Regions from separate parts of the Homo sapiens genome. Here region 2 is linked to region 1. Evidence: chromatin loops called from intact Hi-C (ENCODE). Cell type or tissue: mammary epithelial cell. All regions are shown on one strand. Links, peaks and the distances in the headings refer to the core of each region. The heading gives the core; the rest is flanking DNA. Region 1 overlaps ADGRL3 (adhesion G protein-coupled receptor L3). Region 2 overlaps ADGRL3 (adhesion G protein-coupled receptor L3).

Region 1 (4,394 bases), core at 127-4,126:
GTGGTCCGTCAGAAAATAGAGCAGGAACAGCCACTGGGGCCCCAGGGCGTGGGGGTTCAGGGACCTCCTACTGTGGTGGAGCACATGTCATACAGTGCCTATACCCCAACTGACTTGCATAAATTAGGTAAACAGTGTCAGCAGTGCATGGGGGAACCCCTATCTACCTGGATGCTTTGCCTTTTGGATGAGGGAGCTGATGGTATTGTCTGCTCTGCCTCTGAAATGGAAAAGTTGGCCTCCATTATGACCCATCCCTCCAACAGCGATTGCAGGTGAGCAGGCGGTTAACACAGGGGCGAGGCGACCACACCCTGACTGAATGGCTGATGGCTGTCATAGAATGGTATGGAACAATGCCAGAGAAATACCAAAAACTGTGAGTAAATGGCATTCATATGCAGAGCTGGTGCAGGTAATTCAGGAAATGGGTATGTGGCAAGTTTTGTTTGATTTAAATACCTGAGGGCCATATGTTGAATGCTTTCCCTCCCACATGAGGGAACTTGTGTTGAGCTCTGCACCCCTGAGTGCTTTCGGCTCTCTGGCCACTGTCCTTACTCTGTACATGGGGCACTGCATACATGAGATGACTACTGCCATGGTGGCCCTCAGAGAAGCAGAGGGCCATTGGCAGGACCAGGGACTTTGTGCCATAAAAAAGGGGAAGGTACCCCTTCCACAGGGGCCACCTCGTGGGACAAAAAACCGCCCCAGTGGGTGACCTGCACACAGATGGGAATTGACTTGATTTGGGCTGGGGTTGACCGAGATAAAACTGATAGGCAACCCAGTGAAGTGCTGTTAACTTTGTGGAGGCAATTGTCCCCAGAGCAGCAATTCCAGAAAATGCCCAAGACGGGGCAGGATGATGTTGCTCGACCCAGTTCCACCAGGATGCTCCAGCTCAAAGACTACTTGAAGGTGGGTGGAGGTAAAGAGCCTTTTGTGTTTGATTAGGGAACTGGCCAAGGTGCCTGGCTTGGGGGGAAACCAGATGACCAGAGGCCATATGTGGAACTGGCAATCCACTCTCCCCAGTGTTGGCATTGGTAAATGCTGGTGCAGAGTGTAGCCTCGTCTATGGGAACCTAGATAAGTTTCCAGGCAAGGCTGCATACATAGACGGCTATGGAGGCCAGTCAGTGAAAGTGAAAAACATAACTGTACTGCTGACTCTGTAGGAGAGGGGCACCCCCCCATTCCCGATGGGGCATGGCATATGGATGGGTCCAGCCAGGGTGCGACTGCTTCCTGGACTGCTGTTGCGGTCCAGCCTAGTACTGACACCATATGATTTGTTATCAGGTGTGGACAAAGTAGTCAGTGGGCTGAACTCAGAGCAGTGTGGATGGTGATCACCAAGAAGGAGACACCTATGGCAATCTGCACCAATAGATGGGCAGTTTACCAGGGCCCAATCTTGTGGTTAACTACCTGGAAATTACCGAATTGGCTAGTTGGTCACCAACTCATTTGGAGCCACGCCATGTGGCAAGACTTATGGAAAATGAATTACATTTGCATGTTATTCTCCTGCCTTTGTGGGGCTGTAGTTCAAGGTTGGACCTGATGCTCCAAACCTTGAATGAACAGCCACAGAAAGGTGGCCCAGCCCCAGTGGGGCACTTCTACACTGGGCCACTGCCTCCATTCAGTTACAGATACAGACACCAAGGATGACCTCCTCTCACTAGATATGGGGACGAATGGTAATCTGCTGTTGCCTGCCTCAATGCACCTAAAGGCAGGATAACAAAAAACCTGGCTTTGGCCATGGACTCTCGAAGGCCCATTGCAGATGGTTGGCTACCATAGCCCCAGGGGGGAGGGCCTACTGTGTGATTTACATGTCACTCCTTGGGTATTTAATATATGGCCTCCGTGAATGACTGTTCATAGGGGAATGGCCAGGGAAGGAACCCTCCTCTGTGGGACATCTGTACCATCTGTGTGGCCTAATATGAGCTCCCCAGTAACTTTAGCACAGATAGAGGACCCAAAGGAACCATGGGGAGCACCACCCTGGGCAGAAGCCACTGGCAGCTACCAGAAATGAATGGTTAGCCTGTATTTTGCCTGAAGGGCATGATTCATCCTTGTTAGTACCTGTGCCTGCTTTGTCGTTTCGACCATAGATTGACATGCTGCAAAAGCATTGTGAAATGGGCCCACACCTATGCTGAGGTGACTAATCTTTCCAACTGTAGGATCTGCACCACCCTTCCAGCAGCAGCTATGGACGGCTTGCCCTGCCACATACACTTAGCTTCTATGGAGAACTGGACATGGCTAGAGACTTGGGGTCCCATGGGCGATGCCTGGAATGTGAAATGGTAAACTTTGGATAGGGGGCATGGCAAAACCTATGACATGCTCAACCCCTGGCTGACCTGTAATGTCTATGATGAATGGGGCTGGTTAGCAGGGGAACACATAGTGCCCCCACCCCACAGGTACCACGATGTATACAGCAACAATGGGATGGTGTCAACATGGGGTATTTGCCCACCATAGCCTGCACAAATATAACATATATCACCACACCAAGGGTGTAGTGGAATAGGTGGCCTCATCAACGTCAAGCTCCAATGGACTTTGTGCCCCCTGGGAGTTTATGGGTCTGTGGAGACATGGAATGGCCATATGCACCAGTGAACTGGACTGGCCCTTGTACCTGGGGATGGCCTTTGTGCCTGCCACTGTGCTTCCCACATTGCCTAGATGCCCACACAACTGGGAGGTGCTACGTTCCCACTTTTTGCAAGTGCTGCAAGCCCCTTGGTGGCTCTACCCCTTAGCTTTGACCATCCCTGGAGCAGGTGTCATTACTGTAGAAACACAGGTTACAGCCCTTGCAGAGCACACAGCTTGGCCCCTGAATTACACCCAAGTCACCCTCCTCCTGTTAACCAATGAGGTTGATCAAACCAGAAAGATGAAAGATGGTGCTGCAAAACTGGATGGCCTTAGATATAGTAAGCTGCCCAAGGTGGCATCTGTGCCCTTATAGGGACACAATGTTGTACATTTATTCCAGAAAATCAACAAAACATAATAGCAGCCTTGCAAGAGATGGCACAGGAGGTTGAAGCAGTTGAGAGCCTTACTAATGACCCCCCACAGAGATGGTGGGCATCCCTGAGCTCTGGCCTACGTTGGGCCCTGATAATCATGGGGAGCGTAACAGGGATATTAGTAGTAGGTTGTTGCTTCTTGTATTACTGCTGTGGCCTATGGGTCCAGGGTGCCACCGTGTGGGCAAGTTTCCCCACTAAGAGGACCCCCTCAGCCTAGGGGGTGGAGTGTAAGGAAAATGGCTGTGCGGCAGTCAAGAGTAGGCCAAGGTAAACATCTGTTACAGCATGATGCAGCAGGATTAGAGCGCAGGTGCACAATCCCATGCATTATATAATCACAGTTATGCTACCATGTTATGAGTCGGCTCATCACCTGACTCTGAGCCACTGTTGTCTGTGAAGTGCATAAATGTATCACTGACACTGTGAGGGACAGCGTATAATAAAGCCATGTCCCACCTGCCTATGCCCCTTCACCCCCTGAGTGTTCTTTCAATTACCCACCACCTGTCCATCAACTCCCTTTGGACCCCAGCTCAGGTTAAAACCTGACAGTCACATTGTCCTATTTTTGTAGGTTTCCTTCTAAATTTCTCATTAACATTCACCCTTATTGGCCTCCTTCACTCACTCTTCATTTTCTACTTCTTTAAGTGGAGGTGTTCATCAAAAACTCACCTTTAAATGTTTTTACTCTGTGCTCCTTCCATGGCTTATGGCTACCATATACACACATTAAACCCATTTCTTCTTATCTCAGGTTAACCATGGCCCTGGTTCTAAATTCCAAAACAATGCATTTCCAACTAAATAAAGAACAACACAACCAGGACTTTCAGCAGGCTTTAAAAGTCTGAAACCTCTCACAATCATGACCCTCTCCTACTAATCCCAGCTCTTACACTCCCTGTGATTTCAGTCTATTAAAATGGCATTACTGGCCCTAATCCGTTGGCCTCCACCTAGTCCCTTTCCACTACTTATCTTCCATACTGCTCTCTGCCAGATCAAACTATGTTCATGGATTCTCCCTATACCTTCATCAAGGCTCAGATGACATCATGTTGATGTAGCATAAAGTCCAGATTATCTAACACAATGTTCAATAGCTCTGAAGTTAAACTCCTATACACTTTCCCATCTTGTCTTCTATTAATCCTATCCACACTGGATTCAATGTTTCCTGAAATATGGAAGTGCATGGCCTCTGGGTTTGCCCATGCTGTTCCAAGGGCTGCTTCTATTTGTTCCTTCTCTATGTATCCAAATCTTAATCATCCTGTTTGTCTACTGAAATGGTCAACGTTTTCTGGT
Region 2 (4,394 bases), core at 212-4,211, 52 kb after region 1:
TCATAAAGCAAATAGATAATTTTCAATATATACCTGCAATTAAGTGACACTGATTGCTATTGCTTCTACAAATATGAATTCTAAACTCATGTATTTTTTTCTAAGATGAATATACAAAGAGAACATATAGACCCCTTGGTCTTTATAGGAGCTGTATTTTGGAAAGATTGCATATTAATTAATTCACTTTGAATGTCTTAGAGATATTTACCGTTTACAGAGGCTCTGTACTAAAACATTTTGAAATGTGTTGCAAAATAATCAGCTTTCAACATATATATTATTTAAGCACTCTACCATTGCTCCATCTCCTTTCCTTTCACACTGGTTAAACATACCAAAATCTAACCTGAAACATGCATGCTGGGACAGTGTAAGTCAGAGTAACTCAGGGAGTACACTTGATGATTCATATGATACTTATCTCAGGGTTATGGATGTAGGAAATCTTGTCCCGGTTTATGTCCAAAATTTGAGCAAGAAATTTAAAATTTCATTCAAGCAGAAATGCTCTACTTAAGAAAAAATCCTTTTCTTTAAACATTTATTTATCCTGTCTTTAACCCTCCAGTTTTTAGTTCACAAAACTGTACTTTCTCTTCATGGTAAATTTAGATAAATAAATTTAGAGTTTAATCTTGAACTATTAAATACAAGGAAAAATAGCCTAAGAACAAGTTATTGTGCCAACACATGCTACCAAATACCTTCTACAGACTCATGATAGATTTTTTTTTAAGAGTTACCAAATTTTTGTAAACTCACGCAGTTTCTGAATGTCAGTTCCAGAAAAATGATTTTTATGTCACATATCTAGAAGGCCAAATTGTCAGGTGATACGAATCTCACAAAAATCCAATATGCCAGAATCCTTACTGTTTTACTAAACACAAGAACCTGGCATCTAATGAAGTGTTCTCAGAGGTTTAAAATAGTTTGGATTGCCAAGCCAGACACTGAACCTCAGATAAGCTTTTTCCAAAAATCCTCATTCCTCTGGTCATTAAAAAAAAATCAATAAATGTATTCTAACTAAAGTTTAAAAAGCTTCTGAGAAGTGACCTCTGCCAAAGTGTTTTGGGAACATTCCAACTGTGCAGGGGGCAGAATGTGGGATTAAAAAGCAGAAAGAAGGAAATAAAGAAATGCTTCTGCACAAGTGAAAAAAAAATCTGGCTGGAGGTCTGAAAGGGATTAACTTACATATCAAATATCAGATTTCCATTGCATTGCCATTCTGCTTTCTCCTTTTTTCTCTGCCCCCTTCCCACATTGCCTGTAGTGCATCGCATGAAGCTTTATTTCTCACTTTGTCTAAGATTTCAAGCAGAAAATCTTCAGTACTGAGGTCTTAAAAATGTGCTTCATGTTCCACAGTAATAGTCCCTTATCTGAGACTCCAACATCTGGAAATCAAACCAATGTAACTTACAAGCCTGAATCAGAAAACATGTTTGTGAAAAAAAAAGGCACACTGCACTAAAATTCAACTCAACTTCATGGAGAGGCCCTCAATCAAGACCTACTTATTCTTTCTTTCCTATACAGAGTTCTAACAAAGAGAAATCAGAAGAAGCAAAAGCAGAGTATTGACAAACTGACATCCAGAAGAAATACCTAAAGCTCTGAGGAAAACAGAAAGAACTTTGGAAATAGTTATACTATTCAAATGCAAACATCTGCAGTGGACACTTGAATAGGAGGGATATTTGCCCCAACTTTTCAGAAATTTTTTTCTACCCAAAGAATTCACCCCACACCCACCCAAACAAGATCCTAGATAACTGAAGTTTTACTCATACATGATTCAAGCTAGTCATAATAAGGTTAGGTAATACTGGCATTACAGAGAAGCAAAAGTTAACCCCCTTGATGAAGTTCAAAGGATTCGTGTATGTGTGGGTATTTTACTCTGCCTTTTGAGGACATTACTTTTAAGTATTTATATTTTATGTCTATATGTTATAGACATAAAAAGAAGAGTATATAAATCTACATTTTAAGTTATTTAGATATTGCATGACTATTGGGGGAAAATTCATATCATCCTTTCAAATAAGGTTCATTAAAATGTTTTTAACCTGTTGGCTTTTTGTAGGAAAAAGTTAATGCATCCACAGACCTTTTTAAAAATAATGGATGTTGCATACAGCTAGCAACACAACTCTTTAAAAAGTAAAAAAGTCTATTAAAGTGAAACAATATTTTTCAGAATAACAAAAGTCAAAGAACAGCAAACTATGAAAATGATTTATCTGAATTAAAGTATTGCATTATTTTTAAATTTAATTGATGCTGATTTTAATTTCCATTGTTATTAAATGTAATCAATTCGTTTTGAAGTATGCATTCAAGAGATATAAAGGAAATGCTAATAACAAAAATTTTAACATTTTAACATTTTTTCTACTTTCCCCCTTAACAATGAAAGTTAAATTCTCAAATTCATATGGGATAAATATGCAAACATAATTTTATGTATACCTATAAATGAAAAATTGTTATGTCTCTTATTTCTCTAGGATACTATTTCAAATTATATGCTTATTACAATTTTAAGAATAGCATGCTGTGGTTATTACAATAAAAAATCAAGAGCAAAGATGAACTAGATATTTTAGAAAAAGCGACAGAGTTAGAGGAGCCAAGATGGCCGAATAGGAACAGCTCCGGTCTACAGCTCCCAGCCTGAGCGACGAAGACGGGTGATTTCTGCATTTCCATCTGAGGTACCGGGTTCATCTCACTAGGGAGTGCCAGACAGTGGGCGCAGGTCAGTGAGTGTGCGCACCCTGCACGAGCCGAAGCAGGGCGAGGCATTGCCTCACTCGGGAAGCACAAGGGGTCAGGGAGTTCCCTTTCCTAATCAAAGAAAGGGGTGACCGACCGCACCTGGAGAATCGGGTCACTCCCACCCGAATACTGCGCTTTTCCGACGGGCTTAAAAAAGGGCGCACCACGAGATTATATCCCGCACCTGGCTCGGAGGGTCCTGCCCCACGGAGTCTCGCTGATTGCTAGCACAGCAGTCTGAGATCAAACTGCAAGGCGGCAGCGAGACTGGGGGAGGGGCGCCCGCCATTGCCCAGGCTTGCTTAGGTAAACAAAGCAGCCGGGAAGCTCGAACTGGGTGGAGCCCACCACAGCTCAAGGAGGCCTGCCTGCCTCTGTAGGCTCCACCTCTGGGGGCAGGGCACAGACAAACAAAAAGACAGCAGTAACCTCTGCAGACTTAAACGTCCTTGTCTGACAGCTTTGAAGAGAGCAGTGGTTCTCCCAGCACGCAGCTGGAGATCTGAGAACGGGCAGACTGCCTCCTCAAGTGGATCGCTGACCCCTGACCCCCGAGCAGCCTAACTGGTAGGCACCATGAGCAGGGGCACACTGACACCTCACACTGCAGGGTACTCCAACAGACCTGCAGCTGAGGGTCCTGTCTGTTAGAAGGAAAACTAACAAACAGAAAGGACATCCACACCAAAAACCCATCTGTACATCACCATCATCAAAGACCAAAAGTAGATAAAACCACAAAGATGGGGAAAAAACAGAACAGAAAAACTGGAAACTCTAAAAAGCAGAGCGCCTCTGCTCCTCCAAAGGAACGCAGTTCCTCACCAGCAACGGAACAAAGCTGGACGGAGAATGACTTTGACGAGCTGAGAGAAGAAGGCTTCAGACGATCAAATTACTCTGAGCTACGGGAGGACATTCAAACCAAAGGAAAAGAAGTTGAAAACTTTCAAAAAAATTTAGAAGAATGTATAACTAGAATAACCAATACAGAGAAGTGCTTAAAGGAGCTGATGGAGCTGAAAACCAAGGCTCGAGAACTACGTGAAGAATGCAGAAGCCTCAGGAGCCGATACCATCAACTGGAGAAAGGGTATCAGCGATGGAAGATGAAATGAATGAAATGAAGCAAGAACGGAAGTTTAGAGAAAAAAGAATAAAAAGAAAAGAGCAAAGCCTCCAAGAAATATGGGACTATGTGAAAAGACCAAATCTACATCTGCTTGGTGTACCTGAAAGTGATGGGGAGAATGGAACCAAGTTGGAAAACACTCTGCAGGATATTATCCAGGAGAATTTCCCCAATCTAGCAAGGCAGGCCAACATTCAGATTCAGGAAATACAGAGAACGCCACAAAGATACTCCTCGAGAAGAGCAACTCCAAGACACATAATTGTCCAATTCACCAAAGTTGAAATGAAGGAAAAAATGTTAAGGGTAGCCAGAGAGAAAGGTCGGGTTACCCTCAAAGGGAAGCCCATCAGACTAACAGCAGATCTCTTGGCAGAAACCCTACAAGCCAGAAGAGAGTGGGGGCCAATATTCAACATTCTTAAAGAAAAGAATTTTCAACCCAGAATTTCATATCCAGCCAAACTAA

The links. Peaks named below come from ENCODE experiments on the same cell type or tissue, not always from the same donor. Only the 100,000 strongest peaks of a DNase experiment are listed, where the experiment ranks them.
Region 2: it touches region 1 in a loop (13-fold over the local background); 1 of 110 quality-filtered maps calls a loop at or near these places.

What each region holds. Positions count from the first base shown.
Region 1 is chr4:61,423,254-61,427,647 of GRCh38, reverse strand. All of the region lies in intron 2 of ADGRL3 (adhesion G protein-coupled receptor L3), which reads right to left. Among named protein-coding and RNA genes, the nearest start is that of ADGRL3, 230 kb to the right of the region's middle. In mammary epithelial cell, for the core only: no CTCF peak of the experiment used is centred there; DNase peaks (open chromatin) are centred at 347 and 2,127; H3K27ac peaks cover 563 bases.
Region 2 is chr4:61,371,493-61,375,886 of GRCh38, reverse strand. All of the region lies in intron 1 of ADGRL3 (adhesion G protein-coupled receptor L3), which reads right to left. Among named protein-coding and RNA genes, the nearest start is that of ADGRL3, 170 kb to the right of the region's middle. In mammary epithelial cell, for the core only: no CTCF peak of the experiment used is centred there; a DNase peak (open chromatin) is centred at 1,806; H3K27ac peaks cover 1,349 bases.